Linked DNA regions of Mus musculus: region 2 is linked to region 1. A link is a loop called in an ENCODE intact Hi-C map of the cell type or tissue named here. Cell type or tissue: left cerebral cortex. All regions are shown on one strand. Each heading gives the region's core, and the rest is flanking DNA. Links, peaks and the distances in the headings are about the cores only.

Region 1 (15,489 bases), core at 5,237-10,236:
ATTCAATACTAGGTTCCCCACTGGGAGGTGCATAATTGGGGAAGTGCTCAAGGTCTGGGGCTATAGGCAGCAAGCTGGATTCCACAGGGCCTGGTTGACTGCCACTATCCAGAGACTCCAGAGTATCCCCATCACTGGGGTCCGGGAGGTAGTTATGGGAGATGGCTGGATCCCCAGGGTAGCAGTCAGTGTGGGCTGGGGTGCCTAGCGGAGCCACAGAGTGATCAGCAGTAGCTTCTTCAGACTTTGGCTCTTCTGGGGGAGGGTCTGATAAGGGACCAGCTGCTTCCTCTGAGAACTGATGCCCAAATGGAGCATCACTACTCCTTGGGGACCCTTCTTCTGGCTCTGAATGTTCCTGCTCTTCTCCCCTTTCTAAGCCAGACTCTTCACATTTCTTATTGGACTTCCGGGTAGCTGGAAGCTTCCCTATCATTGGAAGAACAGGCTTATTACCAAGAGACGGGGGGAGCTTAGGCCCAAAGTAACCTTGTGGGGGGTTCTTGTACTTGAGCCCAGCCTTATTAGGGGTGGCCAGCACCTCCTCGCACACATTGGGTTTCCTCTCCACTTTCCTGGACTGGATCTTCTCTAGCAGCAGTCTGGCAGTAACAGAATTCTTATCTTCAGGACTGCAGTCACTTTCTGACCCCCTTCCTGTGCCAGTATTGCTATTCTGGGAGGGCAGGCCTGCTCCTTTACTGTCATCTCCTCTGCCATCTTCTTTCTTTCCAGGACCTTCTCCCCGACCTGATTGGAAATAGTGGGGGGATTGAGAGCGGTAGATCTTTGAACGAATGAAATCCCGGCGGCCAGAGCGCCTTTCCTCTGGGCTCTCATGACCCCATGAGCCCTTTCTGGAGCCTGATCTCTGAGAAGGGCTCCTGGTGCTGCGGCTCCGGTCCCGGCTATAGCTTCGGCTTCGCTGCCAGCTGTGGGCTGTGGTGCTGCGACTTCTCCTCTTGCTTCGACTGCGACTACAGCTGCTACTGCGGCTTCGACCCCGGGATCTTGATCGCTCCCTTGTATGACTCCGAGATCGGCTTCGGGACTGGCTGCAACTGAGGCTATAGTCATCATCAGATGATGAGTATTTGTGTCGTTTAGACCTGTGTTTGGAGCTGGTATAGTCTGAATCATCTGAATCGTGAGAGCGCTTAGAGTGCCTTCGTGATCGGTCGCTATAGTCACTATAGCTATCATCAGAGTAACTGTGCTGTCTACTATAGCAGCTCTGGTCTGAAGAGGCATCAGAGCTGCTAGAATAAGAGCGCCGGGAGGAACGATGTGAGGAATGGCGATGGCCAGACCGAGAGCGGCTACGAGAATGCTCACTACCGGAGTCTTCATCTTCCTCCTCTTCTTCCTCCTCCTCCTCTTCCTCCTCCTCACTGTACTGGGATGGAGACTTCTGGTGCAGTCGGTGTGAGGAAGCATCATCACTATCCTCATCACCACTACTGGGTTGGCTCCGATGGCTGGACCGGCTGCTATGTTTGGTGTTAGCTCTCCGCTGGCAGGAGGAAGTTGGTGGTTCACCTTTGTGTTTCCTCCCACTGTGATCTTGGCAACTGCTACCACCCCCACCATCATCCTTCTTGCCACTGTTTCCTTCTTCAGCAGGAAGGGATCTCCGCTGGGAATCATCTTGAGCTCGGCGCCGCCTTCTCGGTGGTGCCGGGCTGCCGCTTCCAGGAGGTTCTGATTTGGGTCCGCGTTCAGAATCAGCTGCGGCTGATGATTTGTTCTTCTTCCGTTTTCGTTTCTTGCGCTTCTTAGATTTCTCCCCAGACTCTGCCTTAGAACTCTTCTCTTCCGTGTCAGCCTTGTGTTTACGTTTGTGCTTGCTGGATTTTTTGTGTTTCTTTTTCTTCTTGTGTCTGTGAGACTTGCCTGATGGTTCTTTCTTGCTAGGATGGCTTCTCCCAGTGTCTTCAGTTTCTGACATATGGCTACCCCCAGGCTCCTGCTTGTTCAGGCTGCTACAGGCAGCCCCTGATGCAGGTTCATCCACTCTGCCTTCTGAAGAGAGCACTACATCCTGCTCCTCTTCCTGGCTTTTATTCGGTTCTCTAGGATCAAGGCTCTGGAGATGATCCTTTGAGGAGCCTGCGACATCTTTTGGCTTTTCTGTCCCTTTAGCTTTAGCATCTTTGTTTCTTGAAAGTTTAAAGTCAAAGTATAAAGGATTACAACTGTAGGAGATGGAAGGCTCTGCTTTGGTGAAAATGAGTAGTTCTGATGGCCACTGGAGGGCAGTGCTTTCATCCTTGCTTAAAACTGGAAAGAATGGACCAGTAGGATGCTTGGGTCCCTGGCCTGCTTTTGTTGCTGGGGTGGCCTGAGAAATGTCTTTAGGATTGGACTCACACATCGGGCTCTCTGACGTCTCCCTACTCTCTACACTCTGCTCATCTTCCCCTCCTCCGGAGCCTTTCTTTGTTTCAGTTTTACCTCCAGGCTCTGAAGGCCCAGCCACAGCGGCTTCCTTTTGCAGCTCAGAAGCTTCACTCACTGTTCTTTCTGCCCCTGGGCTTGCTGCTGTCTTACTACAGCCTTGCGGCTTGGGAGAGCTGCTTTTTCTGTTCTCGGGGGCACTCTTTGAGTGTGCACTATGATCCCCTTCCATCTGTTCACTGGCTCTCATAAAGAGTAAGAAGGGGAAATTAGGTTTGACCTTGCAGTGTGCTGGGGGGATGTAGTGGTAATATTCTGGCTCTGTAGCCCCTGTTCCTTCTTCCCGTTTCATCCTTTTCAACTTGGACAGTGTTGAGGCAAGGGACCCTCCATCCTGAGGGTCTTCATCTTCTTTCTTTCCATCAAGATTACCAGTGCCATCAGTATCTCCCACCTTCTGCACCCCTTGGTCAGAGCTCTTCTCATCAGCCTTCGTTCCATCTTCTGAGCTCCCTTCCTCTGCATGGTCCTTGAAAACGGATGCTATTGATTCAAGTTTGACGGGAGCTTTCTTGGCAAAGGAAAATGATACTCCCAATTTCTGCAGTGGGGGTCCCAGATTATTCTTAATGCCAAAGCTAATACCTTGGGAGGCTAAGCCAGGAGCCTGTGACAGTCCAGTGGTATTAGTGATCTGTACTGACGTGAAGGAGCCCCCTTTATCTGTGGAGAAGTCGGCTCCAAAGCCACAAGAAGAAACAGCACTTGCACCACTGTTGGTTGATGACTCATCTTTATCCTCTTCTCCACCATCCTCGTCTACAGCCACCGTGGTTGGTCGGAACATGGGCCCGCTTCCCGGTGCACTATACAGTGGTTGAGAAAGTGAGAAAACAAAAGAGAGGATTCGAGTTATAGATCTTATATAAAACATTCGTCTTTTTTGTCCTTCCACTCATCATAGGTTGGTCTCAAAGATCCAGAGTGGCTGTCCCTAGCAATGTGCTGATGAATGGGACTTATTGAACGGAGGTAGGCAAAGTTTCATTTGGTTCAAGTACCAGGTTAAATTCCCAAGGCCAGCAAGCTATTGCTATCCTTTAAGCTGTTTGCCCTACAAAAAGGCTCAACTTCTTTACCAATAGCATCTCACAGTTTCGTCTTTAATCTGTTACCAAGCCTTTTTAAAAAAAAAAAAAATTTTTCTCTGGGGCTGATGAGATGGCTTAGTGATTAAGAACACTGGTTGCTCTTTCAAAGGTCCCAAGTTCAGTTCTCAGCAACCACATGGTAGCTCACAACCATCTCTAAAGGGATTTGATGCCCTCTCTGGCATGCAGGTGTACATGCAGACAGAGTAAATCATGTATTAGAGCAATCATATATTTAAAACAAATTTTTCCTTTTCATTTTATTTTAAGTTTATGTGCACATTTTGCTTTTATGTATGCCTGTGTATTACATGTATGCATTGCCTTTGGAAGTCAGAAGAGGACGTTGGATCCCCTGGGATTAGAGTTTATAAAAGAATGTGAACTGGAGATTGAATCCAGGTTCTCTGAAGGGCATCTAGTGCTCTTTAACCACTGAACAATCAATCTCTCTAGCGCCCCCACTTTCAAGATTACATGTATTTGTTTACTTGGGGAGGGGGGGAGATAGACAGAAAGAATGCATGTTAAAGGTCTGTATTTAGAGGCTAGAGCTAGTTCTCTCCATATACCATGTGGATTCTGGGGTTTGAAATTAGGTGGCAAAAACCTTTACCCACTGGGCCATCTTGCTGGGCTTGCAATCTTCCTACCACCCTACCGTAACCTGGCATATAATCAACTATGCGGATATACAACCATTCCAAAGGTTATTCTACAGGGCATGGTGGTTTAAGCCTTTAAGCACAGCACTTAGGCGGCAGAGACACAGGATTACTATTGAATTCAAGATTGGTTTCATCTATGCAGTGAGTTCTAGTTCATCCTAGACAACATTTAAAAAAATTTCTCTTTCTATTTGTGTGTTCATTGATGCCATGCCATTCATGTTGAGGTTAGGACCTGAGAGTTGGTTATCTTCTTCCATTACACAGAGCTGGTGGGAAGCGTTTCAAACTTTACTTTTATTTTATTTATTTATTTATTTATTTATTTTTGAGACAGGGTCTCACTATGTAGCCTTTGCTAGCCTAGAACTCATTTTGTATATAGGCTGACCTTCAACTCAGAGGTTAGCCGGAGCATTAGGAATAAAGCTATGCCCTACCACACTCCATTCAAATTTCTTTTTTTTTTTTTTTAAAGATTTATTTATTTATTATATGTAAGTACACTGTAGCTGTCTTCAGACACACCAGAAGAGCAGAAGAGGGCATCAGATCTTGTTACAGATGGTTGTGAGCCACCATGTGGTTGCTGGGATTTGAACTCCGGACGTTTGGAAGAGCAGTCGGGTGCTCTTACCCACTGAGCCATCTCACTAGCCTCCTTCAAATTTCATTTAATAAAAAGGAAGGAAGGAAGGAAGGAAGGAAGGAAGGAAGGAAGGAAGGAAGGAAGGAAGGAAGGAAGGAAGGAAGGGGAAAGGGGAGGAAAAGGAGGAGGAAGAGGAGGAGAAAGGAGTAGTAGCAGTAGAAGATACTAGTTTGAATCCAGAAGGCTGGATTTACAAGTATATATGCAGCTTACAAATTTAATATATACACATACACATTCTGAATTAAACATAGCTGGAAGCCTCTACTGGACTACCATGTGGTTATATTTGTTTTAGAAATCAGATGGGCAGTGGTGGCACACACCTTTAATCCCAGCACTCGGGAGGCAGAGGCAGGGGGATATCTGAGTTTGAGGCCAGCCGGGTCTTCAAAGTGAGTTCCAGGACAGCCAGGGCTACACAGAAAACATGACACTGGATTGTACTTAATCACACACATGTACACATCCAGAGAGAGAGAGAGAGAGAGAGAGAGAGAGAGAGAGAGAGAGAGGCTACATTATAATAAAGTTTAATTTATAAGTTTATAATTTATAATGCAAGTTATAGGAATATGGACTTTTTCTTCCAATCAATGGATAGGGAGCATGGAAATAGCAAATAAAGGAATGATTCATCTTTCAGGCATTATAGCACACATATAGCACACAGCTTAAACATTAATAATTCTATAATTTTCTTTTTAATGTATTTCTTTTTTTATTTTTATTTTTATTTTTTTTTTGGTTTTTCGAGACAGGGTTTCTCTGTATAGCCCTGGCTGTCCTGGAACTCACTTTGTAGACCAGGCTGGCCTCAAACTCAGAGATCCACCTGCCTCTGCCTCCCGAGTGCTGGGATTAAAGGCGTGCACCACCACGCCCGGCTTTTAATGTATTTTTTTGTTACATTTTATTAACTGTGTGTGTGAACGTACACAAGCCATGGCACATGTGTGGATATCGGAGAACAACTTGTAGAGTTGGTCATCTCCTGCTGTTTGGGTTCTGGGACTTGATGAGGCTTTCAGGCTCACCTCCTCTACCTGTTGAGCCATGCTGTTGACCCCTGTTGAACTGCAAGAATGATTACACTTGGGCTGGAGAGATAGCTCAGCAGTTAAGAGCACTGACTTCCTCCTGAAGTCCTGAGTTCAATTCCCAGCAACCACATGGTAGCTCACAACCATCTGTAATGGGCATTTGATGCCACCTTCTGATGTGTCTGAAGACAAGTGGCAGAATATCTACATACATGAAGCAAATAAATCTTAAAAACAAGACAAAACAAAACAACAAAAAAACTCAAACGATTATACTTTGGTGTGTGTGTTGTTATAGAATGATGCCTATAACAAGCTACGTTCCAGCTCCTACAACAGAACTACTAAGATGCTTTAAAGCCAGTGTTTACCGCCTATCTTGCTATGTATGGACTATCTAGGCATTTCCTGAAGCCTGAACTCAGTAACTAAAGACAATTAGTTAGATATAACTAACTGTATTCAACTTGGGGCCAAAAAATCCAGATACCATGGTATCTAAATTTTGTTGTATGTGCTGTTGCTGTTCAAGACAGAGTCCAACCAGACAGAGATAGTAAGACATATTATATTATATTATGTCACAGTCTACCTCCTATCTATCTATCTATCTATCTATCTATCTATCTATCTATTATATGTAAGTACACTGTAGCTGTCTTCAGACACTCCAGAAGAGGGTTTTGAGCCACCATGTGGTTGCTGGGATTTGAACTCAGGACCTTTGGAAGAGCAGTCAGTGTTCTTACCCCCTGAGCCATCTCACCAGCCCAGTCTACCTCATATCAATGAACAAATGATGTTGCATGTACAGGGCCCAGTGCCAAACCAGTAACCTACACACTGATCATTTTTACCTGGCCATCTTTTAACTGCTAATTTATAAAATAGCTAAAGTTGCTTCTGAAGAAAAACAAGTGTTATAATATGTCCTGAACCAGAAAGTAGCCTGACATACATCTTTTGTGGCGATATCCTTAGAACATGCCCAAGAAAGATGCATTTACTACAGAAAAAGTTGCAAATCGGGCTCATGAGATGGTTCAGCAGGTTCAGAAGGTTCAGGGTGGCCATCCTGAGTTTAATCCCTAGAGTTCATGTAAAGGTGGATAAACAGACCAGACTGAAGTGCTGTCCTGTCATCCACACACACCATGGCACATGAATCCTTGCACAAACACAGGAAGCAAATGCAATTTGTAAATTTGTCAGATAAGAAACTGCAACCAAGCATGGTAGCCCACACCTCTGATCCCAGCCCTCTGGAGACAGAGGCAGGAGGATCTCTGAGTTCAAGGCCAGCCTGGTCTATACACCAAACAAATTAAACACAAAATAGAAATCTGAAGTATAGGCTAAGACCAAACCAAGAATATGAGGGGAATGGTCCTCTGGAGAGTGACTGAAACACACAGGTGCACACATATTTCACACGCCACGGTATTATGCTTTTGCAGGTAAAGTGGTAAGATTTCTGAGCATTCAGAAGCCAAGGCTCTGTCCCATCTTCCTCCTCCTCCTCTTTTGTTTGTTTTCCTGTGTAGCCCTGGCTGTCCTGGAGCTCACTAGGTAGACCAGCATGGTTTTGAACCCCTAGAGATTTGCCTGTCTCTGCCTCCCAAGTGCTGGGATGAAAGGCCTGCACCACTATGCCTGGCCCCCTCTTCTCAAAGTTTGTCTTTTACTTTTCCCAGTAGTGAAGAACTTGGATCCTTAAAGAGGTACTCTATCCTGCTCTACACTCAATATATCTTTTTAATAATACAACTTTATTTTCTTTTAATTTTTCAGTTTTTGTTTTGTTTTTGAGATGACAGACTCATTATATAGATCAATCTGGCGTCAAATTCAGAAATCAGCCTGTCTTTATTTCCAGAGTGCTGAGATTAGGGTATACACAATCACACTGGCTAACTGTATAGTTTAAAAAGGCAGTGATAATACCTGACTCAGCAAACATGTGCTAGGAGGTTGTAGTGGTAATCTGGAGTGCTGTGCTTTTCTGCACGGTGTGCTGGAGAGCGTGGAACAGAAACCACGGCCTCACTGTGGCAGGAGGCACCTTTTAGTTATGTCTAATGGAGTCAGTCAGTCACTCTTCAGGACAACTCCACGGAGCTCTCCACTTCACCCGTTCTCCATTCTCTTTTCAGATAGGCTCTCAGGTGTCCCAGGATGACCTCAGACTCATTACACAACCAAGCACAGCCCTGGACTTCTGGACCTCCTGCCTCTCCATCCTGAGCTCTGGGATTACAGGTATTGCCAACATTCTTATGTGGTACTGAAGAATCAAACCCAGGACATTATGTAGCTTTCTGTAAAGCACCGAGATAGACACCGGCCCAATTCAAAATCTTAAGAGTTTCTACTTTATTTTTACTTATGAGCACTCTGCATGTACACGTGATCGCCAGAAGAGGGCAGCAGATTTCTTACAGAGGGCTGTGAGGTACCCTGTGGTTGCTGGGAACTGAATGGGACCTATGGAAGAGCAGCCAGTGTTCATACTGCTGAGCTAGCTCTCCACAGCCCCTCCCCCGCCACCCAAGTTAAATATTTTTAGATATATTCTTTTTGAGATCAGGTCTCATCAGCCAGGTTGGCTTTAATCTTACAGCAATTCTCTCGCCTCAGACTCCCAAGTGCTAGGATTATAGGCATGAGCTACTACATCCAGTGTTTGAATTATAATTTTAAATCTGTAAATGTAAAATTTAAGGATTCTATTTATCTACAGGACATTCCTAACATGAAATTTTCCTACCATTCAGCTTGTTTTCTTTGCTCTGCCAACTCATGGAGCCGCCGAAGGGCTTTTTCTTGTTTCTTCTCGTCTTTGCGGGATCTTGAAGAGACATTTCGGGCAAACTCTCTCTGCTTGAGATCTTTTAATCTCTGAGTTAAAAAGAAAGAAATAGAAGGTGAGCAATTTTTAATAACACACAGATGTGAGGGCAAAGCCTTTATAATATTTACCCTGAACCAATGTCATAACACTGGCATGGAATACACTATTCTATTCATGTGGTGCTCAGAAACACAACGCTGGTCACTCTGAGCACGACACTTGGATTATGGGCATTTGTAATTAGGACAGCAAGTCATTTGCCTTATTGTACAAAACAAAATGATTCCAGAAGCAACACGCAGATTTTAGACTATTGGGAAGAAAGGAAAGAGACCAATCACCTGCTCTTCCAGGATGCAGAACCAGACAAACAAATGTGAGAGAAATCGCAGTAACACAGGCCAAAGTGACAGAAAGGGGTTAGGCTGGTACAGAAAATTACCCAAGGTGTAAGAGCTAAAAAAAAAAAGCAATGTACAGCTTACATGGGAGGTTATCATTATCAGAGCAAACAGAAATACTCTTTCCCCACCATAAAAATGTGGAGGTTTTATCTGGTTTTAGTGATAACAGAGGTTTCTTACAATTATTAAAGTCGAGAGGTCTTCCAACCCTGGCATGTTCAGAACTCAGCCTGACCACTTTCAAATCCAGCCTGTCTGCTAAAATGGAAATAATCATGTTGCTTTCCACTCCTTCATAACCCTGAGAGGAATATCAGGGAAGAAGGACACAGGAAAGTTGAAGATTCTGTGACTTAAAATTCTAGTAACAGAATGGGCCTTTTGTTCTCAGAAGCTACTGTGTAATTTTCCTCAAAACAAAAGAAAACAAAAAGCGAAGAAGTGGTGTCATGAGACAGGCTGGTGACAGAGTCCGACATACCCATCTGCAATGAAGACGGTGCAACACACTCAGAACATGAAAAGTGAACGCAAGGCCTGCCCAGCAGCCTATGCTCTCCCAACAGCTTAGGAAAAGGGAGCTGACCCAATATAAAGTGGACATTGCTTTAGAAAGGCATGGTGTTCAACAGACAGAGGAATTTTCTTACCTAGTATTTATGAAGTGTGTTTCAAATCTTTTGGAACTGGGAGGGGGAAAGGTAGAAAGACACACACACACAAAAGATATACAGCTAAAGACACTATAGAAAAACTCACTCTTGTGATCTGGGCTCCCAAATTAGAAGGATTTGCTCTCAAAACATCAGCTGAAAACGTCACATCACAAAGAGAAAAAAAAGTAAAAAATAAAACAAGAGTGGAAGAGAAAAAATAAGGCAAGCATTACTACATAAGCTCTCAGTGAATCTACAAATGATATACTCAACATCAGGGACAAAAGCACTCAACGAGGGCTGGGGAGAAGCAAGAGTGGAAAACACACACGTGTATGTACACACACACACACACACACACACACACACACACACACACACGAGTAATCACGTCTAGATAAATGAAACTACCCTTTTTCTGTAATAGGTTCCATTTCTTCAAGAGAAATGGTCGGAAAACTTCAGGAAAGACTGCTACTGTCGATGAGCAGTGAGTGAGGCCGTACTCCTTCCTCTTAAGTTTGGAGAACTTCAATTAATCAACAGCTAACAAAGCTGGTGCTGGTGTAGGTCCCATATAGATTTAGATTTCTATAAACTCAAGTCATTCCCTGCCCCCCCCCCGCCCCTTTTGGTACTAAGCTTATTACTGAACTATCTATAGCCCCAACCCTTTTAGAGAAGGCCTCATTGAGGTGCCTGAAGTCACCTTAGTCTGTGGCCCAGGCAGGCCTTGAACTCCTGCTGCTGCCTTCCAAGTAGCTGGGATTACACTTTTGCACCACCAGGCTCAGTGAGGATCAAAACTATCTTAAGAAGTATGAATTTCAATGTTTTTCTTCTGAGAGGAATGGGGCAGAATGGATTCACTATGACTATTATGCCATTTGTTATGGATAAATCTTGTTTTTCTCCTTCCTAAACACTTAATAGACTCTCTTATCAAAATTTAAATAGAATGCAATGTTTTTCTCGTATCTCCCTATACACCTCAAGAAGTTCTACGTGCATCTAACTCAAAGCAGGTATTTGTTGAATTATAGGACATTGTTCAAAAAAAATAATCATATTCATCAAAGCCTGGAGCCTCCAGATCGTGTCAGACAAGGATTAGGTTTTCTTCCTCCTCGCCTCTCTTTTGTCTCATTGTGTAGCCCTTGGCTAGCCTAGAACTAAAGAGAGAACCACTTGCCTCTGTCTCCTGAGAACAGGGATTAAACGGGTGGTCCATCACACACACCTGGCTCTATACGTTCTGAAAGATGAAGGAACAGGACCAAGCTCACAGCATTCTCAACACATTCTACCCAAAAGTTCTGCTCCAAGTACAGACACAGATAGAAAACAGAATGTCATCAAGGAGACGTATCTCGTGTTAAGCTTCCTTCTAGGTAAAACGTATCGTACTCTATCAAGTCCAGCAAATATTCCTTCATAACCCTGACAAACTTCACAGTCAAACCTGGAGTCTCAGGGTAGAATGAGAACTTCCCAGGTTTAGCACAGTCTGAGAGACAGCATACAAACCTCCCCAAACCTAGCACACAGACTCTGATGGTGACTGTCTTAGTCAGGGTTTCTATTCCTGCACAAAACATCAAAACCAAGAAGCAAGTTGGGGAGGAAAGGGCTTATTCAGCTTATACTTCCACATTGCTGTTCATCACCAAAGGAAGTCAGGACTGGAACTCAAGCAGGTCAGGAAGCAGGAGCTGATGCAGAGGCCATGGAGGGATGTTCCTTACTGGCTTGCTTCCCCTGGCTTGCTCAGCTTGCTTTCTTATAGAACCCAAGACTACCAGTCCAGAGATGGCACTACCCATAATGGGTCCTCCCACCCTTAATCACTGAGAAAATGCCCACAGCTGGATCTCATGGAGCCATTTCCTCAAGGGAGGCTCCTTTCTCTGTGATAACTCCAGTTTGTGTCAAGTTGACACATAAAAACATCACTATTAAGCCTCAATCCATACTTTCTTATTCACCAAGATCTAAAAAACTTTAAAAGTCCCACAGTCTTTGCTAATTCTTACATATTAAAAATTCAATCCCTTTAAAATATCTAATCTCTTTTAAAATTCAAAGTCTTTTTTACAATGTCTCTTAACTGTGGGCTCCATCAAAATACTTTCTTCTTTCAGAAGGGAAAACTATCATGGCACAGTCAAAATCAAAATCAAACTCTAATGGTACAATATCTGGGATCCACTCATGATCTTCTGGGCTCCTCCAAGGACTTGAGTCACTTCTCCAGCTCTGCCCTTTGTAGCACACACCCTGTTTTCTAGGCTCCAACTGCCTGTATTCCACTGCTTTTGCTGTTCTTGGTGGGCGTTCACGGTACTGGCATATCCAAAACACTGCAACTAGATTTCACCAATAGCCTCTCATAGGCTCTCTTCATGGTGCCAAGCCTCAACTCCTTTGCATGACCTCTTTAGTCCTGGGCCATCAATTGCAACTGAGGTTACACCTTCACCAATGGCCTTTCATGGCCTCTCACAGTGCTGAGCCTCAGCTGCTCTGCGTGACCCCTTCATGCCTTCAAACCAGTACCACCTGGGTGACTCTTACACATTACCAAGTCCTGCTGCAGCATGAGGTACAACCTTGGCAATCTCTGGAACACAGACCCTGTGCTCTCAGGAAACATTTCCCAGATTTCACCTCAATGATTCTGGTCTCTTAATCATCACTCATTTCTTAGCTCCAGGTAACCAGCATCAAAAGTCCCAGTAAGGAAAGAAAAGGTTTCACTTTAGTAGTTCTGGTATCTTGTTAATCACAGCTGATTCTTCAGCCCCAGCTAACCAAAACCAGAGTCTTCACAATCAAAATAGCAATGGCCCTGATAAGAGTCTTTAATCTTCCCTCTGAAATTTCACAAGCCAGGTCTCCATTTTCTGCACTGTTCTCTCTTTTTTTTTTTTTCGAGACAGGGTTTCTCTGTGTAGCCCTGGTTGTCTTGGAACTCACTCTGTAGATCAGGCTGGCCTCGAACTCAGAAATCCGCCTGCCTCTGCCTCCCGAGTGCTGGGATTAAAGGCGTGCGCCACCATCGACCACTGTTCTGCACTGTTCTCAACATTATCTTCCAAGCTCCTACACAACATCACACAGAGCTCTTAACATTCATTCCAATGGCTCTTCTAGCTCAAAGTTCCAAAGTTCTTCCACAGTCCTCCAAAACATGGTCAGATTGTCACAGGAATACCAATTTGTCTTAATCAGGGTTTCTTCCTTCCTTTCTTTCTAAAGATTTTTATTTATTGTATGTATGTGAGTACACTGTAGCTGTCTTCAGGCACACCAGAAGAGAGCATCAGATCCCATTACAGATGGTTGTGAGCCACCATGTGGTTGCTGGGAATTGAACTCAGGACCTCTAGAAGAGCAGTCAGTGCTCTTAATCACTAAGTTCTCTCTCCAGCCCCTAGTCAGGGTTTCCATTCCCGCACAAAACATCACGACCAAGAAGCAAGTTGGGAAGGAAAGGGTTTATTCAGTTTACACTTCCACACCAAAAGTAGTCAGTACAGTGACATTCTGATGGAATGGAGAAACACGCCTTTTCTTTAAAAGGAATCCTTCCTTCCTTTCTTTTTTTTTCCAAGGCGTAAGAACAAGGTTTAATGCTGCACCCATCAAGGCAGCCCTAGTGTCTGTCAACGCGGAAGCTCCCTGAGCGGTGCAGACCTCTCCAGTGTCCGACTTCCTCAGTGTCCTCCACAGGACTACGCTGTGTCTGAGGCCTCAACATGGCACCATCGAGGCCTGTGGTGGGGGAGGGGCTGCCTAATCGTCCTTCTTAAACTTGCTGTTGATGTAAGGCACCCAGCCCAGGATCAGCCGTCAGTCCGTGGCCCACACCAGTCCCATGGCACCCACAGTGCCCCACATACAGGCTGTGGGAATCCAGGTTCTGGCCAGTTCCTGGTAGCGCGGGCCTAGAAACCTGCTCAGCATCGCTGCAGGGTCTCAATACTCAGGGTCACCCCGTTCCACTGCCCTGGAGCCCCTTCCTTCCTTTCATTTTTTTAAAAAAGATTTATTAGCCGGGTGGTGGCGGCGCACACCTTTAATCCCAGCACTTGGGAGGCAGAGGCAGGCAGATTTCAGAGTTCGAGGCCAGCCTGGTCTACAGAGTGAGTTCCAGGACAGTCAGGACTACACAGAGAAACCCTGTCTTGAAAAACAAACAAACACCAAGAAGATTTATTTATTTATTATAAATACATGTAGCTGTCTTCAGACACCCCAGAAGAGAGCGTCAGATTAAGGATGGTTGTGAGCCACCTTGTGATTGCTGGGATTTGAACTCAGGACCTCTGGAAGAGCAGTCAGTGCTTTTACCTGCTGAGCTATTTCTCCAGCCCCAAGGAATCACTTCTTTATGCATGTATGTATGTATGTATTCATGTATGTATGTGTGTATGTATGTATGTATTCATTTATTTACTGTTCTCCGTTTCCCCACCCCCACGGGGTCGCAGGAAATGACCTGTGTCATTAGGCTGAGCGAACAGCAGACCCTCCCTCATCTACTGAGCCACATCATGGGTTCCAAGACTCAGTTAAGATTCTATTTTCCTTATCTGACTCCAACTTTCTTTCCCAATTTAGATCAAAGAATTCCCTTTACCAAGTCTCTGGCGTCCCTGCCCCTGCCCCCTAAGAACCCAGAATAGCATTCTCCCCCATCAGCACCTTGCCCTAGTTCTCATCTGTGACTGTCAGGTTCTGTTCTCAATGCAGCTGCTCCTGTCTTTCAGAAAGGTGCAAGAGCACAGCTTCAGTCAGAAAGACCAGGTCAAGCCACTCATCACGTCACCCAAGTCTCTACCTTACAGCCTCAGCTGTCCTCACTGTAAAATTAGAATGAGGTATTAATAGGTTTATGAGATTAAATGCCAACCTAACACCCTTTCCTTTTAATATTTCAGTCCCAGGCCTTACTCATGGCAAGTGCTGTACAACTAAACTGCCCACAGCCCTCTTTTTATGTTTATTTTCAGAAAGGGCATCTAGCACTGACCTCCCCAGGCTGGCTCTATAGTTATTGTCAACCACAACAAAGCACCTAGCAGGTCACAACTGCTCATATTGCTTTTCTTTCTTACTTTATCATAAAACAAAACAAAACAAAAACCTTGAAAATAATAAAAAAAAAATTCACACACCAAAATTAGCTACTATTTAAAGGAAATCTCTTTTTAAGTAAGAAATTCTGTCCTGGCATTGGTGGAGCACACCTTTAGCACTCAGGAGGCAGGCAGAGGTCTGAGTGTGAGACTTGTCTATAGAGTACAGACCACCTGGTTGCTCTTCTTTTTGAAGTCAGTGAATTGAAGACAGACTGCAGACTTCCTATGCATCTTTTTTTTTTTAAAGATTTATTTATTATTATATGTAAGTACACTGTAGCTGTCTTCAGACACTCCAGAAGAGGGAGTCAGATCTCATTACGAATGGTTGTGAGCCACCATGTGGTTGCTGGGATATGAACTCAGGACCTTCGGAAGAGCAGTCGGGTGCTCTTACCTGCTGAGTCATCTCACCAGCCCCTTCCTATGCAACTTGTGTGGCCACAAGCAGAGCTAGAGATAAAACATGGAGAGGCTCCTATGCTTCAGTCACTTCCTGGATATGGATGCTCTGACCTCCTTCAAC
Region 2 (15,489 bases), core at 4,892-9,891, 42 kb after region 1:
AAAATGGCCATACTTAACTTGGCCCAGTACTCATAATGCCAGCACTAGAAAAATGACAGCAGGAGGATCACTGAGAGCTGGAGGCCAGCACAGGCTACACAGTGAAACCTCATCTCAAAACAAACACACAGATGCACACCTATAATCCCAGCATTCAGGAGGCTGACCCAGAAGGATCAGGAGTTCAAGTCAGCTTTGGCTATCCTGAGTCTGAAGTCAATTTCAGGTTTGTGAGACAATGTCTCAATTCATCCCCCTGAAAAAAAATACTATTTTATTAAACAGGACAACGAGAAACACAAATCCTAGATCAACATTTGTCCTAGATACTTAATATTATTTCACTTTCTTAAATTTCACAGGGAAAAATAGACTGTACTTTTACAAATATGCCACTCATCTGTCACAAGAATATATAAAGAAAACTGATTGGGGATTTGGTCAACTGGCAGAGTGCAAGAAGTCCCAGGTTCACCAGGTGTGTCTCGGTAAATTCAAGGCCTTCCAATTAAGTCATAGGACAGCCACGGCTACACAGAGAAACCCTGTCTCAAAAAATAAATAACTACCCCCCACAAAACCAAACCGAACCAAATGTGATGGTTTGTATATCCTTGGACCAGGAAGTGGCACCATTTGGAGGTGTGACCTGGTTGGAGTAGGTGTGTCACTGTGGGTGTGGGCATGAGATTCTCACCCTAGTTGCCTGGAAATCACTCTTCCACTAGCAGCCTTTGGATGAAGACATAGAACTCTCAGCTCTGCCTGCACCATGCCTGTCTGGATACTGCCATGCTCCCACCTTGATGATAATGAACTGAACCTCTGAACCTGTAAGCCAGCCCCAATTAAATGTTGTTTTTATAAGACTTGTCTTGGTCATGGTGTCTGTTCACAGCAGTAAAACCCTAAGACACCAACCAACAAAACAAACAAACAACAACAACAAAAGTTCTGGGTTCAATCCCTAGCACCCATATCTGGTTGTAGGAAGATCAAGAGTTCAAGGTCATCCTTGGTTACATAATGCCTCCAGGCCAGACTCTTTTGAGACTTTGTCTCAGAAAAGTGGAAGAAGCAAGACCTGGTGGGACACATTTTTATTTCCAGCATTTGTCCTTAATAACAGTGTTTGTGAGGCAGAGGCAGGCAGATCTCTGTGAATTAAAGACAAGCCTGATCTACATGGTGAATTCCAGGACAGCCAGGGCTATATAAAGACAGCCTGTATTAAGCACTACCATCCCCACCTCACTCCTGCCAATGCCCTCCCAAAAAAAAGAAAAGCAGAAGGAAGGAAAAGAGTGAGGAAGGGTGGGGAGGACAGGAAGGAAGGAGGGAGAAAAGGAAGGAGAAGATGGCTCACTGGGTAAAGCACTATCTGTGTATACCTGATAACCTGCATTTAAGCCCCAGGACCCACATAAAAAGCCAGGTACAATGGCGCTACTTGTAACCCTACCACTCCTACTTCAAGATGAGAGGTGGAGACAGGAGAATAACTCAGAAACTCTTGGGCTAGCTAGTTTAGAGTACATGGCACATCAGGAAGAAGGAAAAGGGGGGGGGGGACGGGGGAAGGAAGGGGAAAAGGGGGAAGGGACTCAGACTCAAAAAGGGAGAAGCAAATAACCAACTTTAACTGCACATTCATGCCATGGCACAATGTACCTGAGTACACTGGGTGTATAACACATGCCTACACACACTAATGAAAGAAAATGGACAAAAGCCCAAGTCTAGCAAAATGGCCTAGTGGGTACAGGCATCATGGCTCCTGATAAGCTGAGTCTGATCCCAATGATAGAGAAAACCAACTTCCACAAGTTGTCCTCTGACATTCATTTGCATATGCATCCACACAGAAACTATAAACATATAAATGTACCGTTTTAAACATTTAAAATATCTACCTGTGTCCCAGGCACTCTGGAGGCAATGGCAAGAAGACCAACAGGTATGAAGGCATCCTGAGCTACAGAGCAAGATGCAATCACCAAACCAAACACAGCATAACACAACACGACACGACACGACACGACCAAAAGGAAGCACTTCTACACAAAAGTAACTGAAAATCATGCTGGGCGTGGTGGCGCACGCCTTTAATCCCAGCACTCGGGAGGCAGAGACAGGCGGATTTCTGAGTTCGAGGCCAGCCTGGTCTACAGAGTGAGCTCCAGGACAGCCAGGGCTATAAAGAGAAACCCTGTCTTGAAAAACCAAAAAAAAAAAAAAAAAAAAAAAAAAAGTAACTGAAAATCCTTATTCTCAAGAAGACCAGGGCTGGAGAAATGGCTCACAGTTAAGAGCACTGACCCCTCTTCCAGAGGGCCTGAGCTCAATTCCCAGCAACCACATGGTGGCTCACAACCATCTAAAAGGGGATCCAATGCCTTCTTCTGGTATGTCTGACAGCTACAGTGTACTCATATAAAACAAATTAATTTTTAAAAATACCCTTTAAACCTACCCCATGTTTATAAAATAAAAAAATCAGCTACATCTTGAGACCCAACATTAAATGTTGTCCTTACAAGAGTTGCCTTGATCATGGTGTTTTTTCACAGCAGTAAAACCCTAAGACAGCCATTAAAACAAAACAGCCAAACAAATATCTTAGACAATGTAGCAAAGGAGGTTTAGGTACCACTTCTGAGCTAAACCTACTCAGAAAGATTTTACAGCAAAACAAGGTTTTCATTTCAAAGCTGCAAAAATATTGTCTTGTCTTGTTCTAAATTAATTATATCCTCTGCTTCTGTAATACATAATTAGTTCAAAACACTTCTCACAAGCTGGGCTCTCGCCTTCAGAGGGCAGATAACTTTTCTTCAGGTCTTTATTTTTAACAGTAACAACTAGTATGTGCCATATACAGTAAGGGTTTTTTTTTTTTAATTATTTATCTATTATATGTAAGTACACCATAGCTGTCTTCAGACACTCCAGAAAAGGACATCAGATTTTGTTACGGATGGTTGTGAGCCACCATGTGGTTGCTGGGATTGGAACTCAGGACCTTTGGAAGAGCAGTTGGCACTCTTTTTTTTTTTTTTTTTTTTTTTTCCGAGACAGGGTTTCTCTGTATAGCCCTGGCTGTCCTGGAGCTCACTTTGTAGACCAGGCTGGCCTCGAACTCAGAAATCCACCTGCCTCTGCCTCCCTTTGAGTGCTGGGATTAAAGGCGTGCGCCACCACGCCTGGCTAGCAGTCGGCACTCTTAACCTCTGAGCCAACTCACCAGCCCTACAGCAAGGGTTTTAAAAAGCACTTAAAACATTACAATTAACAAAAAAGAAAAATCAAATAATAAAATTCAAATGCAAAATGAAATCCAGATTACAAAGTATATTCCAACATAAAGAAGTTTATTCTAGAATCAAAACTCTCTTCTCAACTTTGCCAGTGCCCACTATCAACAGGGAAGCCCCAAGAAGTATGGCCAGCCACCTGTAAAAGCCTTGCATGGGCTGAAGTAATATTCCAATTCTTGACCCCCCCAAAAACAAACAAACAAAAAAAAAAAAACCTTGAGGAAATCAGGTTTAAATTTTAGTAATGATTTACATGTTAATAATGTTAAAAGTTATAGATTCAAATAAGAATTAAAGTTCATGCCGGGCAGTGGTGGCGCACGCCTTTAATCCCAGCACTCAGGAGGCAGAAGGCAGGTGGATTTCTGAGTTCGAGGCCAGCCTGGTCTACAGAGAGTTCCAGGACAGCCAGGGCTATACAGAGAAACCCTGTCTCGAAAAAAAACCAAAACCAAAATTAACTTGACCATTAATCTTTAAAAGATTTTTGACTAGCTATTTTTAAAAGATCAGCAATGTAAATATATTTATCATTACTAAACTACACACTTTAAGTAGCCAAGTGACACCATTCTATCCATCACAAAACAGAGTCCAAAGTAAATCTGAACTATGTAAGTGAGACCCTGTTTCAAAAGAACAAACAAGGGCTAGAGATGGCTCAGTGGTTAAGAACACTGCTCTTCTGAAGTTCAAATTCCAGCAACCACATGGTGGCTCACAACCATCTAAACGAGATCTGATGCCCTCTTCTGGGGTGTCTGAAGACAGCTACAGTGTACTTACATGAAATAAATGAATAAATTAATTAATTAATCTTTAAAAGGGGGGGCAGTTACACAGGGAGTTCAAGGCCAGCCTGGTCTAAAATGAGGTCCTGTTCTGGCCTTACTCTCAACCCAAAAAGAAGAAAACCAAACAAACAAACAAAAAAAATGAGCTGTAATCTCAGCATTCAAGAGGCAGCATGATAGGTACAAGATTAGGTCTGATTACCTAGTCAGGTCTATACATCAAGTTTCAGACCAGCAAGGGCTATGTTACAAGATCCTGTCTCAAAAGATAAACCAAAGCAAAATTAAACTTCAAATAACCTTGTTCTCCCCACCCCTTCACATCAGAGTTTCTTTGTGTATTCTTGGCTTCCTGGAACTAACTCTGTAGACCAGGCTGGCCTCAAACTCAGAGATCTGCCTGTCTCTGCCTCCTGAGTGCTGAGATTAAACATAAGTGCCAAAACCACCCTGGTATCCCTTGTATTTTTCTATAAACATATTTGAGTTATTGTGGGCTCATTATGTGCCTGTTACCATGGAGTAGGAGATATAATCAATAAGACTGATTCATCTGTCTCCAAGACTTGTCTGGGTATGTTACTCCACACCTAGCTATATTCCCAACACCTGGGAATTGGAGCCAAGAGAACCATGGGGGCTTGAGGCTATCCTGAACTACACAGTAATATCTATCTCAGCAAAACAACCTTCTTTTCAAGAAAGTAAAAGTGTAAAGAAAATCAGAATTCAACAGTCTTTTTTAAAAAAACTTAAGATTAATGGGCGGTGGTAGTGAATGTCTTTGATCCTAGCACTTACTGAGTGCAGAGGTAGGCCTATTCCTGAGGCCACCCTGGTCTGTATAAGTATCCACTTACCTATCCATTCTGGTGCATGCATGCACGCACGCACACATGCATGCACCTCATGCATTCTGAGGGGTGCAGCTTAGTGACAGATACTTCCGCTGGGCGTGGTGGCGCAGGCCTTTAATCCCAGCACTCTGAGTTTGAGGCAGAGGCAGGCGGATTTCTGAGTTCGAGGCCAGCCTGGTCTACAGAGTGAGTTACAAGACAGCCAGAGCTACACAGAGAAACCCTGTCTCGAAAAACCAAAAAAAAAAAAAAAAAAAAAAGAACATACTTCCCTCCCCATGCTCTAATTATAGAATTTCTGACACTCAACAAGAATTACTTTTGGATTCAAACATATTTCATAACTAATGCAGGTACATAGCCCTAGCTGGACTAAAACTCGCTATGTAGTTTAAGCTGGCTACAAACAGAAACTCAGAGATCCACTTGCCTTTGCCTCCAGAGTGCTAGGATTAAAGGAATATACTTAGTCTGTCTTTAATTTTGATTTTGGACAAAATTTGATTTTTACAAAACCTATGGTCTCTACCATACAAATTGCTCTAAGTCATACAGCTTTCTTGCATTTCATGCATGAAGCCTCCAGTTTAATCTATACCACAAACAAACCAAAAGCAGTTTGCTAGTGTTTTGGTTCAGTTTTTGTTGTTTTGGTTTTTGCTGTTTTCCAAGACAGGGTTTCTCTGTAGAGCCATGGGTATCCTGGAACTTGTTTTGTAGACCAGGCTGCCTTTGAACTCAGATCTGCCTGCCTCTGCCTCCCAAATGGTGAGATTAAAAGCATGAGCCATCACTGCCGCCACCATCACCACCTGGCTTGGTTTAATTTTTTGAGACAGAGTGTCATGAGGTAGCTGACCTCAAGCTTCAGCCTCTACCTGCCAAGTGCTGGAATCACAAGTATGCACTACACCTCAACCTGGCAAAAGCAAGTTTTACAAATAGAGCATAAGAAAAGCTAACATCCGTTCCTTGTGGTCCACCACTGTCACCTCCACATGCAAAGCCTCTGTAGCAGTCCCTGTTCTCTTGTTCACCTGAACACACTGATTAGACCTCAGCTTTCATGTGATGAGCCATTTACAAAATTCAAATGACTACTGGCACAATTACCTTCAAACCTCCCTTTATATAAGGCTCTATGCGGTCAGATGAAGTTTCCCCTCGTTTCTGAGCTGGCAATCATATCATATCTGCAACTATCAATAGTTTTCCAATTAGAAAGAACTAAAATAATAAGCACAGTTGGTGGCCTTCCGACCAGCAAGAGCATAGAAGCACACATGTTAGTATTTTAGATTTTACCCAAATAAGTAGTATAGTTAAAAGTAAACGTGTAATAGGAACTTTAAACCATGCATTTTCCAGAAGCAGATCTAAGTCTGAGACATGGTCTCTGCTGGGACAGTCCCAGAAATGTTCTTCTCTCAGCTCAGTTTATACAGGTTAGCTTTCCCCATTTATCGCCACTCCCACTCTGATCGCAGAGCAAAAGAATCACAGGAAAAATCACTGGCTTCAGGGAGAAATTAGAAAGTCAAAAGTTAAACTTGGCTGTTTATTGATTCTCTTTATGATACATTAGTCACATAAATATCACTGAAGTGCATAAAGAGAACCTAATACACGCTCCTTGTTGTCCACCGTTGTCACCTCCACATGCAAAATTCAAACAGGTTGGGTCACCATAGTATGTATGGCCCTCTAAGTTTTAATGACACAGCAACTTATTCTCACCAATTATTAGCAAATATGGAGGGTATACAATGACTTAAGATAGGCTGAAGGAAAAACAGGCTATTCTAGCAGGGGAGAAGATGGGAGAAAATCAAATACTTGTTTAAAAAGACAACAAATACATCTGGATACAAGATTTGCTCCACAAACATTCTTTTACTCTTTTTATTATCATCATCGTCGTCATCATCATTTTGGTAAATTTAAAAAACTTACCCTGAAGAGATTTTCCCAATCCCTGGCCCAGCTTCCACCCATGTTTCTGGAGTAAGCGGTGTCCAATATTATCCTGACAGACAGAACAGAGAAACAAACCAAAAATATTCCAATAATATATTCTTCCCTTCCTAGTGACATTAAAATAGGTGATGAACAAGAGAAAAATCTACATATACGCATGCAAAAAAGGTGCTAATAAAAGGATAAATAAATGTGCCCAGTAAAAGGGACATTAATGTAAAAAGAAATGCTGGCTAGTATTTTATATGGGAGGACACACAGGGAAAGGGTTCTTTCTGACAGTGTGTTGGGCAACTTCTGTACACAACACTTTAAAGCAAAGGGGGGGGGGGAAAGGGGAGAATCCACTTATAAAGTTTTAAAACTAACATTAAAAAACATAAAATCAAGGTATTTATACAATCGTATCCACCACCTAGACAGCACCACTTTAAGATCGTTTTGTAAGAAAAGGAAATCTGCATTGTGTTTAGTTACTTTGTTTATGTGTCAGGCTTTCATGACATAAAGTAAGCTCTAAGTGTAAGGCTACCCCAGCACGAGAAATGGAGACAACCACCAAATCCAGGCTAGGCTTGATTGGCTTTAATATATATAGCATATAAATATAACCAGCATGCAGCCAATATTAAACTGAAAACACTGAGGTTAGTAAAACGAGAAGTTAAATCGAATAAACAAAAAATAAAATGAGCTCAAGCACAGACTGAGTGATGCATTTCAACGTGTTTCTAACAGAAACGCTAAGATGTTAGAACGAAACAGGCCTAGCAATAAGTCAACAGTAAAGAACCATTAGTGCATGTGGGGTCGACATACATAATGTCTCATCTGGAAACGGTATTTCAATGTAAATCGTATGAAAAGATGCCAGAAACAACAATTAAATGTCAGCTACTGTATGAAGAGTCAAGAAATCAGAAACTTCCACAGCCCTCTGTGTACTTCTCTACTGGTTAAGACTACTGCGAAGTAACAAGACCAAGCCAAAGAACTGCTGAACACCAGAAAGGAAAAAATGCTACTAATCCAGAAAAGAGTGAAAAGCTAGGCTGCAACTCAGAAAAGAGCAGTTGCCTAGCAACTCACCAGGCTGAGTCCAACCCCCAGCACCACACACACAATTAAAATAAACCAAAAAATCTTTAATATGTAGGCCATGTAGTTTATAACAATAATCTGTCATTTTATACCTGAAATCAATAAATTATCTCATAAATTATCTATCTGTTCTGTTCTTTCTCTTTCATTCTCTTTCTTTTTTCCTTTCTTCCTTCTCCTTCTCTCTCTCTCTCTCTCTCTCTCTCTCTCTCTCTCTCTCTCTCTCTCTCTTGTTTTTTGAGATAGGGTTGGTTCGCTGTAGCTCTGGCTGTCCTGACACTTGCTCTATAGAACAGGCCAGCCTAGAGCCCACAGAGATCCACCTGCCTCTGCCTCCTGAGTGCTGGGATTAAAGGTTTGTGTGACCATTTCCAGCCTGTTTTCTTTAAAAGAACAATATTCTTCCACAGGTTTAGAACAGCATGCAGCTGAGTGGCTGTAATTTTACTGGTGGAAAAAAAATCACAGTATGATCTCTCAGGCAAGATCTCATTAGCACAGGCTGGTCTTAAGACTTGCTATACATCCAAGGATGACCTTGAATATTTGATTCTCCTGCCTCTACTTCCCTAGGGCTGAGATTACAGCTATGCATACCTATGCCTGGCTTATACAGTGCTAGAGACGGAACCTAAAGCTTCAGGCATGCTAGGCAAGCACTCTACTGACTGAATTGTATCCCTAACACCCACGAGACTTTTGTGGTTTTGCTTTTTCCAGATAGGTCTCTATGTATTTAGCCTATACAACTAGCCTGCAACTTGTCATCTTCCCTCCTTGGCCTTCTAATTAAGTAATGCTTGGATTATTACATAGTTGTATAGGGTTCCAAGTTGTTTTGAAAAAAATGAAAGATGAAGGCAAACAATAAAAAGCTGTTTCTAAAACAAAAGGTACCACTGTGATATAGGATATTCTCACACACGCACGGTACAGTAAGAGGGCTCTAGAAATTATTTTGCTAAAATTGGAAAGACCTAGAAAAGAAGGCTCTGTGCAATCTCCAGTGAGGATGCTCACAGTACTAAATGTCACAAAAACTTTACTGGTCACTACTGCTGCTCCTCTTCTCTCCTGCACTACTAAGAAAAGTCTCACCTCACCCAATCCTGAGTATGTCTTACTATAAATAAATTTACTGTATAAAAAAATAGGCCAATCACATTGAGTCACATCTGTAATCACAGAAATGGGAAGGCGGAGTCAAAAGGTGAGTGGATCAGGAGTTCAAGGTCATTTTTGACTACATAACAAATCTAAAACCTAGCTGGGTTATATGAATCACAAAACAACAAAAAAGGCCCAGGGTACTTGCCTAATATGTGTAAGGCCCAGATTAGAGCCATACCACCTCAAAATTTTTAAATTAAAAAACCAAAACAAGTCGGGCAGTGGTGGCGCACACCTTTAATCCCAGCACTTGGAAGGCAGAGGCAGGCGGATTTCTGAGTTCGAGGCCAGCCTGGTCTACAAAGTGAGTTCCAGGACAGCCAGAGCTACACAGAGAAACCCTGTCTCGGGGGTAAAAAAAAAATCATGAAAGCAAAGCACAACAATATCCTTTATTTTCCCCACTATCAACCAAGTTTAGCTACTTATAAGTACCTTTGGAAATGACAAGGCTAGCAAAATGACTTTTAGATCATATGAGCTTGATATGGGGGCACATTCCTTATAACCGCAGCAGTGAGGTGGCTAAGGCAAGAGAATTACCTGGAGTTCAATGACAGTCAGAATTAAAAAGTGAGATCTTTTTATCTCAAAATAAAATAAAATAAAAATTAAGTGACTAACAATTGCAGTTCATTATTGTTTACTCTCTTGCTACATGAATGCTCTAACAGTGTATGGCACAAAGATTTATGTATTAAGTAATGCTGACAAAAATTGTTGTTTCTCCCCTATTTTGTTATGATCTGTTTTTGCTGTTTTGTTTTTGTTTTTTCCTTTTTTAAGAAATCAATCTTTGGCCACAAGAGATGAGACATTATGCTTACTGTGTTATATTATGAATGCACTAAAGTAAACAGACAGATGAAGCAGTATGCTATTTCCAAAAGCAGTGCAAGTGGAGTGAAGCATTTCCATACGAACCTGGCTTTAAAAACTGGGCTGTCAAAAGAACAGTTAAATGTAACACAAAGTAAGAAACTGTCCGATCACTAATGGTCGCTTTATTTTTTACTTTTTCTCTTGTTTTCAATTCACTGCTTGCAAGTAATGTATTTATTAAAGGAGACTGGAAGCATAAGTAAAACCACGAGTCAAGAGCAGCTGAGATTCAGGGCAGCGTGTGTGACTGACGACAGTGAGAGGGAGAGCAAATGTTAAGGAGAACAAAGCAAAGTTCAGGGCATACACATTAGCAGCACTTTTACAGCTCCACTCAAGAGGCTGGCTGTCACCTCGGGTGACAGTGGCGTCACTCTTCTAAGGCCTAAGGTTAAACTGCCCTTTTGCTAGTCCCTCAACTTCTCTAAGCAGGAGCAGAGAATCAAGTGCTCCAGACTATAAACTATCTATCCCTCTGCTGAGTCCTTCTGCTGACAGAAACAGACAACAAAACAGCACACACATCTCCCCACCAGCCTCCTCAGGTAAATGAATAACTAATAAAGACAACCTGAACCTCTCCTATCATTTTAAACTACCTGTTTTGACAGGACAAAGCTGCTACATGGCTTGTCACAAAACTATTCAGTGTGGTCTCCTACTAAAAAGGAAAAAAAAGGTGGTGGTAACTATGATGAAGAAATACTGTATACCTAAATAACTTGTTAAAAACCTGTTTGTTTGCTTGTTTTGTTTTTTTTTTTAATTTGGGGTGTGTGTTTGTGTGTGTGTGTCTGAGAAGCTCAGACCTGTCATACCCTGGAGCTGGAGTTAACAGGCAGCTATGAGCTATGAGTGCTGAGGATCAATTTAGGTCTTTGTGAGAGTAACACCCATTCTTAACCACTTAGTCATTTCTCCAGCCCACCGAGTAAATTAAAAAAGAGAAGGGAAAAAGGAAAGACAAGAAGAGAAGAGAAGAGAAGAGAAGAGAAGAGAAGAGAAGAGAAGAGAAGAGAAGAGAAGAGAAGAGAAAAGAAAAAGAAAAGAGAAAGGAAGGGGGTGAGGTCAGGTGTGGTAGCATATACCTTTAATACAAGGAAAAAACCACTTTTACAATAAAATGACACTTGCCAATCTCTGAACTATAAATTTTTCATCATCAATAAACAAGGGGCTTGCAGAAAACCAATAATACATTTACTTTATTTAGGACTGTGATTTTGTGGTTTTCCCGTATGAGAATCCCATGGTTATTTATAATGGTAGATTGACTAAAAACTTAAAAGCTCCAACAGGTAATCATGACAAATACAGGAAATGAGCAGTAAATATAGTTCTAAAATTATTAACAATTAGAAAAAAATATCTTGTAAGAATCAGCAACTCTTTATAATTTTTATCATTACAATAATTACAATTTTTTATTTTTTTAAAGTAATAAAAATAAAATATGTAAGGCCAGGCATAATGGCACATGTCTACAATTCCAGCACTTGAGAAAGGAAATCCAACTTGTGTACATATTGAGTTCCATGGCAACAGTATGAGTTAAGACTTAAAAGAAGAAAAAGCCAGGCATGATGGCTCACCCCTTTAATTCCAGCAATTCTCAATTCTGTTAGTTTAAGGTCACAGCCTGGTCTACAGAATGAGTTTCAGGGCACTCGGAGCAACATAATAGAGAGCTCTGTCGGAAAGAAAAGGAAAGGAAAGGAAAGGAAAGGAAAGGAAAGGAAAGGAAAGGAAAGGAAAGGAAAGGAAAGGAAAGGAAAGGAAAGGAAAGGAAAGGAAAGGAAAGGGAAAGGGAAAGGAAAGGAAGAAAGAAGAGAGAGAAAGAAAAAGAGAGAGGGGGAGGGAGGGAGAGACTAAACAAAGAAAGTCATGTGCCTACCTACAATCCTAAGAGGAAGAGGAAGAGGAAGGCGAATCAGAGATCAGAGATCCAGGATCATCCTCTGAGTCTGAAACCAGTAATGTCTCTTAAGAAACTGTCCCAACAAACAACAAAAACAGCCAGGTGTGGTGGTTCACACCTGAAATTCTAACACTTGGGAGGCTAAAGCAGGACTGTTATGTGTTCAAAGCCATCTTAAGTTACCCACTGGCATCTAAGTCAAATTGGACCCTATTTCACCCCCACACATAAAAAAGTTAATACTATCTACATAAAGATATAATTTGAGTTTTAAATTATTTTATAGAAACAAAAATTAATCTTTTAGCCTTTCAAACAATGTACAATTAACAAAGACTTGTGGTGCTAACAGGCTAGATTATGTACTATTTAAATGTACATGTAAGAATTACAAAGGAGGGGACTGGAGAGATGGCTCAGGAGTTAAGAGCAGTGGCTGCCTTTTGGTGGCTCACAACCATCTGTAATGGGATCTTATGCCCTCTTCTGGTGTGTCTGAAGACAGACAGTGTATTTTATATACATAAAATAAATAAATCTTAACAAAAAAAGAATTACAAGGATATTTCTATTTTAAATGAAGAAATAAGGGAAATGAAATTGTCTTAAGGAAGACACAGAAAGACAATTTTCTATCTGATTCAGAGTTGCCAGAGTTGTTCCAAATGGCAGCTTTGTGATCTTCAGCTGCAAGTGAAGTCCTAGTGTGTGCAAGTGAAGCTGAACTGAATGAAAACTCTTTTTGGGGGAGGAAGGGAGCAAGATTACCTCAACTGACTTGTTCTGGCTTTCTATTTGTAAGTTAAAAAGTAAATTAAAATTCTGTACTACCAATATGTGTTCCTGTCTATTATGTTAGAGTTTTTAAATGGGAGGATCTTCAAATGCAAAAAGTGCTTTATAAGTGACCACCAATACATTGAAACAAAAACTTCAGTAACTATTTTAGATGGTCTTCAACATTCTTATTTATCAATTAAACTGGAAGTACAAAACTTTCGCAGGAACTGCTCTCTGCTCCACTTAACTACATACCACTATGGGAACTAGGACCATTTGGCAACAGCAGCATAGGGCATGCCAAAACACAGATAAAAATGTATTTTCTTGCAAGGGCTGACTGCAAGTTTTGATACTAGAAAACAGAACCTCATGTTCTCAAGAGAAAACCACTTCAGATACATCAGTGACTAGATAAATATTAATCCTACACTCAATTTTCTTTTAGTTGACAACTGGATTTAATTTATAAAATTTAGGCCGTTTTCAGCAGAACAAAAATGATAAGTCTCTTGAGTGGGTTGTAAGCTTTGCTGATTGTGTATTAGAGACTATAAGCAAGAACCAATGCTACCATGTGAACCCATGCAAAGAACAAATCTGCAAAAATTCCCCAAACAAACAAAAAAAATCTATAGCTCACTACAGATGACAATGAAGACTAGAGAGAAAAGCCATATAGTAATGCTACACCATTCAGCTCCAAGAAGCATATTGTTTATTGTGCAGTCCACATAAGGTCACTGCTAAGAGTCAAATTAGCAGTCTCACAGAGTTACATTTTGGAACTAGTGGAGTCCACAGATCTACACAGATATGCAACATAACAAAACTCCAGGTATATATGTACTATTAAATCCCTACTTAAGTAAACTAAACATTGGCAACTAGATAGTTGGAAAACTTAACACTAACTTTTAAAAAACCCACTAAACTTGACAACTCCTAAAGTCAGGATTTTTATCAGTCACAATAAAAGCAACTAATCTGGTGGAAAGTTGTACTTTCAGTTGTATCAATGACAGCATTTTTTCAAGTCTATGATGCAGGCATTTTTTTTCTTTTATCCAACTTCATTATCCCATCTGATTTATCATCTTCAAACTAGGATAAGATCATAAAAAAAAATCATATATTCTAAATCGTACTAACCGATTCTTGTAACTACAATAGAATCTAAGATTGGGCTAGGGATTTAGGTTATATTTAGTTTTCCCAATATTTTAAATGTATGGAGGTCATAGTTGTGGCTTTAATGTCAAAATCTCATAACTAACAACTTTTAAAGTTGAAACTAAAAAAGTTGTTTGCATTAAGAAAACATATTTTATTCTTTCACTATAATTCAGATAGTCAAGTTATCTGCCAATTCTAATGTAATTTTTTAGAAAATATTTTACTCTTGATCAAAAGGATATTTTAGTTGAAATAAAGGAAAATAAAACTTTATTGCAAACATTATTCTGATTGTTGTTTTTTAATGAATTTTGTATTTTATGAATCTTGTTTTTAACATTTGCCTACTAAAATTGAGTAACTATATAATCTCACTAACAAATCCAGACTTCAGAAGTTTGGTTAATGTATAACTCATTAATATCTTTGAATCTCATTTCACATTTTGCTGATTTGTATCAAATATGCTCTATTATGAAACAAATAGCCTTAATTCCATACTCATAACAGCCTTTCATATAGGCATATTCTTGACACAAACCTGTGCAGACCTCCAGTCATCAGGTGCTGCAGACCCCTTGCTTACGTATTGAAATGACTATTTAGCTCCTGCAATGATCTGTAGACTCCCAAAGCTGTGTTTCCCCAGCCACTTTTGAGTTGCATGCTGTAGCAAAACAGTCAGCACCTCTCACGATATTGCTGCAGAGAAAGATCTTAATTCAGCAGAGACTGTGTAAAAAGCAACAACCCCGCTTAGAACGAAACAGCTCAAGCCAGCCAGCCAGCCCCAAAACTAAACACTTATCTGCTGGGCATTCAGATAGAGGACTTTTGTCTTTGGATATAGGTGTGCTTTTAAAACTTTAAATTTTGTTTCTAGATGATTAGGTAGCAGAAATAAAGCTCTTTGTTTTCTGGGACCCGTTTTTCTTTTTTTTTTTCTTTGAGTCCTACCTTCTATTTAACATAATGCATCTTAAAAGGTCTTTCTACTATTATTTAAACTATTAACTCACAATTAATGTATATGTTTATAGACTCCAGAAATAATTTTTCACCAGAAGTATAACTTATTATAACATATATATCTCTGACCACACATTTATTTTAAAAAGTAAAGGTCCTGTCTGAGCACAGTAGCATTTGTTATTTTAATGGAGATTAACATTCTCTACTAAACAAGCCCTGAGCTGATTCTACTCTTACTCACTGAGATTACTCGGCAATGATTACTCAAGCAGACTGACTTGACACAGTGCTTTGCTTACGAATACGACATGTCCAAGAAAAAAATCCTGGGCACTGTGAGGAAATAGTATCATTAGTCTCATGTCATAGGAATGGCTTAGAAAATTGTAATGTGGACCTACACAGAACTTAAAAGGGCTAAATGTAAATGCTTTTAAAGAAATATTCATTAAGTACATTACAAATGAAGCAGGCTACAGTTTCAGACTAATTAAACTTCCTGATACTGCCCAGACAAAGTGCTCAACAGAAACCGAACATCTGTG

The links. Hi-C counts contacts between places; a loop is a spot of excess contacts. Peaks named below come from ENCODE experiments on the same cell type or tissue, not always from the same donor. Only the 100,000 strongest peaks of a DNase experiment are listed, where the experiment ranks them.
Region 2: it touches region 1 in a loop (2.0-fold over the local background); 1 of 42 quality-filtered maps calls a loop at or near these places.

Annotation. Positions count from the first base shown.
Region 1 is chr11:102,478,825-102,494,313 of GRCm38, forward strand. It overlaps Gpatch8 (G patch domain containing 8), which reads right to left. Exons shown (of 8, transcript NM_001159492.1): 7 at 8,676-8,806; 8 at 1-3,263. It also overlaps the pseudogene Gm11628. Among named protein-coding and RNA genes, the nearest start is that of Itga2b, 17 kb to the left of the region's middle. In left cerebral cortex, for the core only: a CTCF peak has its summit at 8,308 (motif pointing right); a DNase peak (open chromatin) is centred at 8,359.
Region 2 is chr11:102,521,173-102,536,661 of GRCm38, forward strand. Gpatch8 (G patch domain containing 8) reads right to left here. Exons shown (of 8, transcript NM_001159492.1): 3 at 6,922-6,994. Among named protein-coding and RNA genes, the nearest start is that of Gm25337, 20 kb to the right of the region's middle. In left cerebral cortex, for the core only: no CTCF peak of the experiment used is centred there; a DNase peak (open chromatin) is centred at 7,981; H3K27ac peaks cover 728 bases.